Linked DNA regions of Homo sapiens: region 1 is linked to region 2. Evidence: read pairs that join two places in POLR2A ChIA-PET (ENCODE). Cell type or tissue: endothelial cell of umbilical vein. All regions are shown on one strand.

Evidence for each region. Peaks named below come from ENCODE experiments on the same cell type or tissue, not always from the same donor. Only the 100,000 strongest peaks of a DNase experiment are listed, where the experiment ranks them.
Region 1: POLR2A ChIA-PET joins it to region 2 with 9 read pairs; 2 of 35 experiments call an interaction of 5 or more read pairs at or near these places.

What each region holds. Positions count from the first base shown.
Region 1 is chrX:15,585,487-15,587,986 of GRCh38, reverse strand. ACE2 (angiotensin converting enzyme 2) reads left to right here. Exons shown (of 18, transcript NM_001371415.1): 6 at 129-234; 7 at 2,415-2,500. Among named protein-coding and RNA genes, the nearest start is that of ACE2, 14 kb to the left of the region's middle. In endothelial cell of umbilical vein, no CTCF peak of the experiment used is centred here; no DNase peak of the experiment used is centred here.
Region 2 is chrX:15,499,183-15,501,682 of GRCh38, reverse strand. BMX (BMX non-receptor tyrosine kinase) reads right to left here and starts at 876. Exons shown (of 19, transcript NM_203281.3): 1 at 743-876. In endothelial cell of umbilical vein, no CTCF peak of the experiment used is centred here; a DNase peak (open chromatin) is centred at 1,112; H3K4me3 peaks cover 1,185 bases; H3K27ac peaks cover 2,500 bases.

The sequences.
Region 1 (2,500 bases), 86 kb before region 2:
TTTGAGAGAAGAAGAATTATAATTTGGGGAAATTCTACTTGTTTAAAGAATCTCCTATTTCTAGTGTTGTGGAATGGAAATTAGAATTGGTTACTCTTTGTCTTAAACTTTCTTCCTGGGCTTTTCAGATTAAACCATTATATGAACATCTTCATGCCTATGTGAGGGCAAAGTTGATGAATGCCTATCCTTCCTATATCAGTCCAATTGGATGCCTCCCTGCTCATTTGCTTGGTAAGAAGCCCCATGAATTCTTCGTGTACTTGGCTCTTTGTTATTTCTAACAATAAAATTGCCTTTTTGAGTGAGCCTTAACATAAAACTTTTGAAAAATTCTGTAAGTGGTTAGTAACATTGTAGAAATCGCATTTTGAAAGCATTTTCTTCAACCAAAAGTCTATTTTAAACAATTCTCTATTGTATTACTTTTTTTGTACATAAAGAGTTATTATTTTGGCTGCAATTCAAATGATAAAGGGGTTATTTAAGATAACTAGAGAAAGAATTACAGGCTCAAATGAGAGTGGAAATGGGGAAAATAATTTTTAGTATTCAAGTTGATTGGCTAAGCTCTTAAGGTGGAATTTGAGATTTTAGTATCATATTGTCAGAGCTTGGTTGGCTGGGGGTGGTCAGGGGTAACAGAAGGTTATAGCTTGAGCGAAAGCTTCCTAAGTTCATTCTAGACTTCACCAATTACTCTTGCTGAAAAGTGCTTGGCTTGGAATCGTATAAGTGAAGAATGAATGAAAGTGACCATCTTCCCCTCTCCCACCGCAGCAGCTGAGGCCAAATAAAATATAAATATTTGAAAATTTCATGCCATGCATATATAGCATTTCTACTGTAGTCAAACTAAGTTGCTGGAAGCTAATCTCCTCCACAGCCATACCTCGTGTCTGTCAGCAGGAGAGAATGCGGAGAAAGGACCTGTGGAGGCTTTTAACTCTAAAGTAATATGGAAATCCTTCCTACAATGTCAATGGCAAGCATTATTTAGTAATTCAGTTTCTGCTTAAACCTGTCTGGTGTGATGGGATAATTTCTTCATTCCAATATAGACTAATTTACTGCTACATGGAACCAATGTAATACAATTCTACCTTATGTGGAACTTAAGCAACACCCCTCTGATGCCTTCCATTCATTAGCCCTATTTCCATGCTATGAGGTTACCCAGAATGTCAATTCCTATTCTACAAGATGACCTTCCAGATATTCATAAAGAACCATCATATAAGATACAGCATAGTACCTGGTGCAATACATTTTAGTGACTATTATTGTTATTGTCATGTTTACCCTATTTTCTTTTGTCAAGTTAAATATCTTATACATTATCAACCATTCCTTAAAACCTCACTTTTCTATAATTGTTCTCCTTTCAATGAGCTGTACTTTGTCAATGTCCCTCCTCAATTATCATGCTTAGAGATGAACAGTTACTCCAGATGAGGTTTGACCAACATAAAGAAAGACATGGTACCATGACTACCTTTGTTCTAGACACTATACTTCTATTGATTTAGCTCAAGTTCACATTTATGCTTTAGAAGCCAGGTCATACTGTTTGTTGGCTCATTTTTGGTCTTTTACATGTGGACTGTGCTTTAGCCTGATGTCACATATATGTTTTTATGATGGATAGGTTTTTCTTTAAAATTTAAGCATAGGACTTCACATGTATCACTACTAAATTTTATGTTTTAAAATATAAGTTTAGGGAGTACTTTTATTTTTTTCAGAGTCTCGCTCTGTCGCCTAGGCTGGAGTGCAGTGGCTGATCTCAGCTCACCGCAACCTCTGCCTCCTGGGTTCAAGCGATTCTCCTGCTTCAGCCTCCTGAGTAGCTGGGATTACAGGCTCAAGCCGCCATGCCCAGCTAATTTTTGTATTTTTAGTAGAGACAGGGCTTCACCATGTTGGCCAGGCTGGTCTCGAACTCCTGATCTCAAGTGATCTGCCTGCTTCAGCTCTGCAAAGTGCTGGGATTACAGGAGTACTCTTCATGAAGTTTGTTGCCCCATTTTTTTGGCACCAGGATTCTGGTCCTGCTCTTGGATTGACTTTTTCTAGATACATCTTCTTTTTTATGGTCCCTGGCCTTGGAATACAACTTAACATTTGTTTGAGATGTTTACAAAGTCACCAAGTTAAGTACACGAATATAGGAATAAAAGTGGAATTTAGTTACCAGTTAGTAGAAGTTCCTGAATGATGATCTTATATGATCTCTTTTGAAGCCAACACTAGGAATTACTAACAGCTTAATTTGTAATATTTTGTACCATGGATGGTAGATTATAGAAATCTCTTTCTAATTTACAGTGTCAATGATGGTCCATATATTTAATAAATTATGTCTACATTTCTGCTGTGTTGTCATATACTAACAGATTCTTTTTTAAATATAGGTGATATGTGGGGTAGATTTTGGACAAATCTGTACTCTTTGACAGTTCCCTTTGGACAGAAACCAAACATAGATGTTACTGATGCA
Region 2 (2,500 bases):
AGACATGCAGACTCTCAGTTCCCACCCGAGACCTCGCGCAGCCAAATCTTCATTTTAGCAAGATCCCCAGGTGATCCACGTGCACAGGAAAGCTTGAGAAGCACTTACATGGACCACAAAGTTGCACTCCTTTTCAAATCCAATGAAATCATTGTGGCCCACAAAATCTTTCAAAATTATATGGATATGAGTACAACTGCATGGTTCACCTCCCTCCCACCTGTCTATCTCCATCTAAAATACACAAAGCACTTGATTTAGGGAGACCTCAGGAACCTAAGAGCAAATATTTGTAGCTAAAGTAACATCATAAAAACACAGTTAAAGAAGGTATAAGGAACATTTCTATGTCTCTTTGGAAGCAGTTATGAGGCCAATATGAAAGGCTATGGAAAGGCAATACCTAAAGAAGCGGATGGAGAAAATTAGCAGAGAATACACACAAAGCTAGGTAGAACTGGTGGTGATACATAAACAACCTGAGAGCTTCCCTAACTGAGATTTTGAGCAAGGAGTGAATTTACAGTGAAATTATAGCAGTTTCAGCCGTTGGCCTCCAAATTACCTGGTCCCATCTAAAGTCCCAGAGAAAGCCCTGGCAATTTCATATTAAAAATGTTGTACTATTTTTCTTAAAGTGAGCTTCCCAAAGTTTGTAACTTCAGGCCCCACAACACCGGGAACCAAACCTATTTTCCGCATAGTATGCGACACTGAGTAGCCACCTGCCGCTTAAACGCACCGTCTCAGCTTGTTCCGTGCTTGCCTGGGTCCGCCGCGGTGCTTGGTCTGCTGTTGCAGGAACACGGCCCCGGCTGTCCTGTTTCCAGAAGCAAATTGTTTCACATTTTCCTGGCTGCCGGGTCAGAAATGGCTACATTACTCAGTGCCCCCAACACGTTTATTGTCCTACAGAGCCTTACACAATCCCACAGGAAACCACGCTCAACACTTAGCCAACACTTGTTGATCTGATTGAACGCAACAAAAACGGAGACAAAAGCATACTTCATAAAGTTTCCAATTTTGATAACTATAGCTCCCACTTTTCCCAGGCAGCTCTCGGGTACATGTGATAACCCTGCCTTTGTTTGTAGAGCTCTATGCTGGAAAGGACAAGAAAATATCTCGGCAAAACCCGACTGCTGACGCTGACTTCTCTCACATGAGCCAGGAAACCATTAGGTAATGCAAAGTGCACAGAGAATATGCAATGAAAACTTCAACTCAACATTTGGACAAAGGAAGGCCAGAGAATATGTAAGAACAGTTCATATGATGGAAAAGGAGCTTATTTATATAGTTTAAGTTATTAAGAAATCCAGAAATGGAAAATAGATTGTTTTTGCTAAGGTATGGTACACCTAGATCGCAATGAAAAAGTGTGTCACTTGACATCATTATGACAGACTCACAACTTTTGGCTTCCCCCATTCCACTATTTTCTCTGGTGCATACCGGCTGGCCATCTGTAATAAATCTAAGGACATATTTTATGTCCTGCTATGGATAGCCAAGAAAAGTAATCATCCTTTTGGCATGCATTGACACACTGTGTTTACTTATAAATTGTTGCTTACTGTAACTTATTTGTAAGTATCTATGATGTGAAGAAGTCTTGGGTTGGCAGAAGAGAGTGAAGCTACTGGCTTTCAAAGAGGTATTCTTTTGAGTGTACATGGAATTAGCATCATTTCTATTAATTCGTTCAGTCAAGTCTTATTTGAGAACCTGCCATGTGCTGAGCATTCCGTTAGGGGTTGGAGACACAAGAGCAAACAGAAGAGAGGCAGCCCACATCTTCAAGGGGCTTATGTGTCTGTGTGGGGGGGGGGGGAACCACAAATAGTGGTTTAATTACAGTAGAGTATGGGAAAAATAACTTGCAGAAATATTTTTTAATATTTCAGTTTGGAAACTAGAATTTTGGGAAGGGAAAGGAGTCCTTCAGAAGAATTCAAAAGAGTGTAACTTACATTCTAATAGCAAATTAAAGTCACTGATGGATTCCAAATAGCTCTCCATTCTTTAGGAATATAGTAGGTAGTCATTCAAAAAATTAAGGGTGAAGCAGGGCAAGAGTGGCACAACAACCTGGCTAAATAAATTAATTCTACACTCTGCTAGTTAATTTCCTTTTCCACATGGCGATTTGTATTTACTTCACAACTTATATATGGTAATATGGCAAAAGTTCGATTCTAGAATAAAAAGTAAACTTAGGGTAGGGGAAGGAGGAGTTGGTGATATGGTTTGGCTGTGTCCTCACCCAAATCTCATCTTGAATTGTAGTTCCCATAATCCCCACATGTTGTGGGAGGGACCTAGTGGGAGGTAATTGAATCACGGGAGTGGATGTTTTTACCGTGCTGTCCTCATGACAGTGAATAAGTCTCACCAGATCTGATGGTTTTATAAAGGGCAGTTCCCCTGCACACGCACTCTTGCTTGCCACCAGGTAAGACATGCCTTTGTTCCTCTTTCACCTTCCACCATGATT